2 separate regions of the Homo sapiens genome follow, and region 1 is linked to region 2. The links are chromatin contacts, found by Hi-C or POLR2A ChIA-PET in ENCODE. All regions are on one chromosome and are shown on one strand. The core of a region is the stretch at or near the end of the contact, and the rest is flanking DNA. Distances in the headings are between cores, read along the strand shown.

Region 1 (3,419 bases), core at 222-2,721, 260 kb after region 2:
TTTTTAAAGACAGAGTCTTACTGGAGTGCAGTGACATGATCTTGGCTCACTGCAACCTCCGCCTCCCAGGCTCAAGCCATTCTTGTGCCTCAGCTTCCTGAGTAGCTGGGATTACATGCATGTGCCACCACGCCTGGCTACTTTTTGTATTATAGTAGAGACAAAGTTTTGCCATGTTGGCCAGGCTAGTCCCGAATTCCTGAGCTCAAGTGATCTGCCTGCCTCAGCCTTCCCAAATGCTGGGATTATAAGTGTGAGCCACAGTGTCCGGCCGCATTTTGCTTAATTCTGCATTAAACAGGAAGATAAGACAGTGTTCCTGTTACCTGTCACATAAGCTACTTATGCACCTGTTTTTGTCTCCTAGATTCTTGTCCCCTCTCAGTACTGCTAATCATTCTATGTCAGCCACAAATACTTCTTTTAAACAGTCTTAAAGGCCAAAAAAAAAACCACGAAAAAAAACAAAAAGCTTTCCACTCTATATTTCCAACACTTTCACAAGTTCCCATACCTAAATAAAATCTTAAACCAGAAAGGAAACATTTCTCTATGCTTAGGTAAGTTTAAATTCCAACGACAGGGGAGGGAGGAAGGGGTATAAATGCAAAGTAAAGCCTCATAGAAAATGTCTTTCTAGAATTCCCCCGTTATGTATTTAGGACGTGAAACCCTCAAATGTTCAGCCTTTTTAAAAAAAAAAAGTTCATCCACGGCTGGGCGCGGTGGCTCACGCCTGTAATCCCAGCACTTTGGGTGGCCGAGGTGGGTGGATCACTTGAGGTCAGGAGTTTGAGACCAGCCGGGCCAACATGGTGAAACCCCATCTCTACTAAATATACAAAAATTAGCTGGACATGGTGGCACGCACCTGTAGTCCCAGCTACTCGGGAGGCTGAGGCAGAAGAATCCTTGAACCCGGGAGGCAGAGGTTGCAGTGAGCTGAGATTGCACCACTGCACTCCAGCCTGGGCAACAGATAGAGACTCCATCTATTTAAAAACAAAAAAAAACAAAAAAACAAAGTTCATTCAAATGTATAAACAGTACAGAAAGAATCACATGAAAAATGCAAAGATTATCACTTCCTGAATGTAATGGTACAAAATTAAGATCACTCATAATAGTCTGAAGTAGAAACAACCCGAATGAATGCTTACTGACTGATGAATGGAAACAAAATGTGGTATATTTGTACAATGGAATATTATTCAACCATAAAAGGGAGGTACTTATACATGCTGCAACAGACAGACCTTGAAAGTATTATGGTTACCTTGTTAGTATAGCGAAGACAGAAAGAGAGAAAGAGAGAGAGAAAGAAAAGAAAGAAAGAAAAAAAGAAAGAAAGAAAGAAAGAAAGAAAGAAAGAAAGAAAGAAAAGAAGGCATTATGCTAAATGAAAACAGTCACAAAAAACTACTTATTATATGATTTTTGTTTGTATGAAATGTCCAGAATAGGGAACTCTACGATAGACAGAAAGTAGATTAGTGGTTTCTATGGGCTGAGGAAAGTGAAAGTGGAGGGTGACAGTTAAATGTTTCTTTTTGAGGTGATGAAGGTGTCCTAAAAATGTGGTGATGGTTGCACGTATCTATTAACATACTAGGCCGGGCGCGGTGGCTCACACCTGTAATCCCAGCACTTTGGAAGGCCAAAGCGGGCGGATCACCTGAGGTCAGGAGTTTGAGACCAGCCTGACCAACATGGAGAAACCTCGCACCTACTAAAAATACAAAATTAGCCGGGCGTGGTCGCGCTTGCCTGTAATCCCAGCTACTCGGGACGCTGAGGCAGGAGAATCACTTGAACCCAGGAGGCAGAGGTTGTGGTGAGCTGAGATGGCGCCATTGCACTCCAGCCTGGGCCACGAGAGCAAAACTTTGTCTCAAAAAAAAAAGAAAAAAAAACTTAAAAAAAAATAATTGTACACTTTAAATGGTGAATTGCATAGTATGTGAATTATATCTCAATAAAGCTGTTAAAAAAATACTAAAAGCAACTTTACCAGGTAATGGCCTAGTTTTGCCTTTTAAACTCTGAAGTATTATTGATCACTTCTTGGCCTTTTGGCCAAGCATCATCCACAGAACCGGCCTAGTCTGGTTCAGCTTTGTGTGACAAAATGGTGATTTGTTCTTCAGTTGCCATGGATCCCCAGGTTGCAAGTTCTGTAACCTGAGCCTGTCCAGATGAACCACGCATGCAACCACAAGCAGAACCTAAGTGCCTGGACCGAGACAGGACCAAATTAAGAAGTGGACACCACATGACATGATCCATGATCCAATCAGATTGAGCCCTGGTGTCACCTCCTGGTATGATCCAGTCAGATCACACCTCCTGGCATCACATCATTGTAAGATTCAATCAGATCATACCTCATTACCCTCTGTCTATAAAATATGTCCCAGCCCCCAGCTGGGGGAGACAGATTTGAACCTGACTGTCTCCTTGCTTGACAGTCTTACCACGAACTTTTCTCTTTACAAAAGAACCTATGCTTTGGTGTTTGCTTTCCATTGCACATGGACAAACAGAACCAGTTTGGTTCAGTAACAGTATCATTGAAATACAGAATAAACTGCAAGAAATTTGATTCACTTTGACATTATGTATACACTCACTAAACTATCACCATCATGACAAGTTTCTTCATGCTTCTCTTCAATCTAGTAGCCTAGTTTATTGACACATATAGAGATCACTGCAATAAAGACAGTTTAAAAAACTGTCTTTGACCTGCAACGTGATCAGATTTTCTCAGCCACATACCAGATATATCCCCACCTCCCTCACAAAACTGGCTGTATTTTAGTTGATACCACTATGGGCGTGAGGTAGATAATTTATGTTCTGCAGATAAGCCTTCTGCTGACTGCTTATTCTGCATACCCACTGCTCAAGTCCCATCACTCCTGGGCTATCTGAACCAAGTCTGATTAGCATGCTTGCCTGTAGCCTAACACTCCATGACTATATCCTCCTGCCAGCAGTTACTACCCTTCTGTGGTTTCAAATTGCCAGTATAACTTGTCCAAACTTCAACATGGCATAAGAGGTTGTCAGTTACCTGGTACTACTTCTCTCTTCCATATATCCAACATACTTCCCACACCTATGCTCTAGTCACGCCCTCAAAACTGGGTAAAGTACCTCTCTCGTCATCTCCCTAATACCCATTCTTGGAAATGAAAGCAATGTCACTTTATAATCTCTTTCCTGATCTTTATTTTCCCACTAGACTAGTGATTATTAACCATAGTGATGTGATTGTCAGGTGTGTCACAGTAATCTAGTTTTCAGAGTCACACTGACTTCCATGCTTAAGCTGGCAGGTAATTTATCATACATACGATCTTAGATTCCAAATCTTTTTTATTTGACTGTTACATTTGCCTTATGTGTTTCAGAAG
Region 2 (3,644 bases), core at 62-2,561:
TGAAAAATTTTCTCATTTATAATTTTATTAACAATAAATTATTCCTATTGCCAGGGTTCACCTGAAATCCCCAAATCAACTAGTTAAAATAGAGGCACATCTGAGAACCTCTAGATTAATAGAAGAAAGATAAAGAGTACAGAGACATAAGTATCTTACTCTTTTGTAAAAATTGAGGCGTATATATAGCTTGCTCTTTCATCTGGATTATGCTATATGGTTTGTCCTCAACAAGAAAAGTATACTGTGGGCCAGGCCTGGCCGCTCATTCCTGTAATCCCAGCACTTTGGGAGGCCTAGGCGGGAGGATTGCATAACACCAGGAGTTCGAGACAAGCCTGGGCAACATAGTGTGACCTCTTCACCACCACCACCACCACCACCACCACCACCAAAAAAATTTAAAAATTAAAACTTAGCCCAGAGTGGTGTTGCACGCCTGTAGTTTCAGCTACTTGGGAGGCTGAGATGGGAGGATTGCTTGAGCCCAGGAGTGCTGAGGCTTCAGTGAGCTATGATTAGCCACTGCACCGCACCCCCAGCCTGGGCGACAGGGCCGAGACCCTGCCTCCAAAAAAAAAAAAAAAAGCCTCAATGGTGTAAATTATTTTACATAAAATGTCTCTGTATAGTCCTATATAGACCGAGGAGGAAAACCAATGAGATATAAAGTTTTCATAATGTTAAATAATGTACAATTTCAAATAATCCTGTATATTACTATACAGTAGAAAGAATATGGTTACAAAAAACATTTCCATGAGGGCTGTGATTGAGTTCCGTGTTCCCGTAAAACACTTAGAGAAGCCTAACTGAAGATTTCTAGAACCGACTGACAACTGATTTCAGTTGTAAACACACAGTAAGCCAGCCTAGTTAGGCAGACATTCATTGCACGCCAAGGAGACACCAACGGGACTGTGTGCTCTTGCGTTATGAATCCCACGAAAATAAATCTTGTGCTCCGTGTAACATGACTTTAACTTGCAGTAATATCCTTTCATCATTTAATATTTATTGAGCGCCTACCATACACCAGGCTCAGATACTGCACTGAACACCGACCCTGTCCCATGAAGCCTTACACTGATGGGAGACACCTTTGCATGTTCCACAACCCAATTATCAAAAAAAAAAAAAAAAAAAAGATAATCACGTAACCGAAACCTGGAAATCTGCCTTGGGCACACAAAAGAGCAGGCGCGACCTCGGACCAGCTCCGAGGCAAAATTCACTCAGCGCGGGACAGCGACAGGGAATCCGGCCGCACCTGTGCCTGCAGTCTCATTGCTCGGAACGGCGCGCCACTGTGACGTGTCAGGCCCCGCCCCTGACTCTCCTCATAGTGCCCCCGCCTCCTTGCGCGAAGTGCGCAGGCTCCTGGGCAGGGCTCGGGTTCTGCCCGGGGACGCAGCCCAGTTGGTAGCGTCGCTCCCTGAGCGTTTCTAAGGGGGCCGCCCGGCCTTGTCTTTCGGCAGTGGCCGAGCCACCGCCGCCTGCCGCGCGTTCCAGAGCTGGGCGCTGCAGCTGCACTGCCGATCGCCGTGTTTGGTCGATAGAATCCCCAGTGTGCCCAGAGAGTGCGACCCCTCGCCCGGCCCGGCGAGCCCCGGGCGTGAACCGAGCTGAGGGAGGATGGCAGCCTCTGGGGTGGAGAAGAGCAGCAAGAAGAAGACCGAGAAGAAACTTGCTGCTCGGGAAGAAGCTAAATTGTTGGCGGGTTTCATGGGCGTCATGAATAACATGCGGAAACAGGTACCGCCTCTGTGGGAGTGACGGACGACGGTGGGAGGTGGTCCGGGGCTCGGGCCCCTGGTTCCCGGGGTGGAACCCCGCGCCCTGTGGATCGCGCCCCTCTTTCTCTGTCCTCGCCCCTCCTTCCGTTTTCGCAGGCGAGCGATTCCGCAGTTGGTAGAGGGGCGCGTAAAACAATTCTCGAGCAAAAGTGCTTCTCGTCTGCCGAGGATGTAGCTCCCAAGTCAGACTCCTGGGGGACTCCTCAGGCTGGCTTTCGCCGTCGGGTATCGGTTGTGTAACAGCTCTGCCCTAGTTATCTCTTTGTGGGGCGAGGATCCTTCCATTGGCGAGCCGTTTTAAGGTGCCGTGAGATCTTGTGTGAAGAAACCCGTTGGCATAGCCCAAACCGAAGCCCCCAAAGGGAGGAGAGTTGCTGGCCTGACATCAGCTGCTCTTAAATAAGGATCCCCGCCCCCTCCTGTGTTCCCCGGTGGAGCTAGTTGAAGAGGAGTCCTCCTGTTCGTGCTAATTTAGAGCAGAAGCAGCCATCGATAAATACCATGCCATCTTCTAAGGGCACTGTGCGCCTCTGTTATTAAGAGGAGCTCTTTGTTCTGTCCTTGGTGTGTGGTGCATTCGTGAAATTCTGCAGCACATCGGCGAAAGGTGGGTTATGAAAAGAACGGATTTTAACGCTGGCGAAGGTGAAACAAAGAGGCTTTTTTTTTTTTTAATTCCATAACATCTACACCGATAAGCATAGAAAGTCACTTTTTCCTTTCTGTAAGCTTTATTTATAGATAATACACATCTAAGTAGATTTGTGGGAATGTTTGGGTTTTGTTGACTGGGATCCTGTTTCAAGGGGACAAAGCAGGATGTGAGTTATGTGTAACTGCAAAACCTAGTTTGCTTTGTCTGGTGGTTCTGCTGGGAATATGGGCAACAGTAGAGGAATTTAAGATTTTTATGAAGATATTAACTTCTGGTTTCTATAAGCAAACGCTGACTGCTGGGATTTTGTCTTTGTTCACCAGCTCCTGCTACAGTGCACCAGTGCAGTCTGTGGGAATGCTTTTAAATCTTTCCTGGCCTGGCCTTTGTGCTGAAGTACTGTGAATGCCTGAATTCGTTAATTTATGTAACTGACTTTCATGTATCTATTTTCAAATTCATGTTCCTTTCATGTAAACCTTTTTGTATCTACAATACCACAGACTTCAAATTGCTGGTGCATTTAGCTATTGCCTGCCTGTAATGGTAGTTGAACATAGTTAACCAGGGCTTAAACTCGTTGAAGACTCATTAGGTTCCCTCCCACTCCCTCGAATATATGTTTTCATTCGTGGATCATAGCATTGTAAAGCATTGCCTTAATCCCTAAATAGGGTGAAACTGGATTGCAGCAGCAAATATTTACTTGAGGAGCAGAGGATTATCTGAGACTGTCCGTTTAGCTCTTTGGATTTAAAAAGTGACTCACATTTCTTAGCTTTGGAGTATATTAACATCACTTATTTACCGTTACAATAGAAGTACAATTACTGAAAAATCAGGGTTCTGTTACTGAGTAGGAAGGAAAAAATGGTTACCTGGTGAACAACCAGGGGTCCCCTCCACAATGATTAACTGACCTTAATCTGCCAGGTTCTCCTGTTGTCAGTGGTTTGGCATGTGATTCAAACAGTTCTCCAATAGCACTTTTATCAACTTCATGGAATCATGCATCTTTTGCAAGATGTGCAGTTTCACTTCGCAATTGATTTACATTATGGTTATATTGTATTGTCCTGTTTAACATCATAACACAGGAAACAATTGACCGAGAATGACTGACAAGGGCAGTTGATGGGAATTGGCAGAAACAGTGGCTGGTCTGAGCCAGAGTAGGAATGTTTGAGTGAGGA

The links. A loop is a pair of places that touch in the nucleus more often than their neighbours do. ChIA-PET counts read pairs that join two places held with the same protein, here RNA polymerase II (POLR2A). Pooled maps may share reads with other maps.
Region 1: a pooled map shows a loop between it and region 2 (3-fold over the local background). The contact joins the enhancer-like site here to the promoter of KLHL7-DT in region 2. A Hi-C loop is called at or near these places in 8 of 50 pooled maps. POLR2A ChIA-PET finds 5 or more read pairs at or near these places in 3 of 52 experiments (H1, OCI-LY7 and WTC11).

Annotation. Positions count from the first base shown.
Region 1 is chr7:23,367,005-23,370,423 of GRCh38, forward strand. The region is part of intron 3 of IGF2BP3 (insulin like growth factor 2 mRNA binding protein 3); the gene reads right to left. Among named protein-coding and RNA genes, the nearest start is that of SNORD65C, 28 kb to the right of the region's middle. Within about 2 kb of position 1,472, at least 3 of the 41 ENCODE cell types and tissues checked have a DNase peak (open chromatin) inside an H3K27ac peak, as active enhancers do; they include OCI-LY7, where a contact is called at or near this core.
Region 2 is chr7:23,104,392-23,108,035 of GRCh38, forward strand. It overlaps KLHL7-DT (KLHL7 divergent transcript), which reads right to left and starts at 1,312. Exons shown (of 3, transcript NR_046220.1): 1 at 1,168-1,312. KLHL7 (kelch like family member 7) reads left to right here and starts at 1,394. Exons shown (of 11, transcript NM_001031710.3): 1 at 1,394-1,755. The coding sequence starts at 1,636. RefSeq lists enhancers at 582-1,568, 1,191-1,380, 1,501-1,780, 1,569-2,555, 2,261-2,340.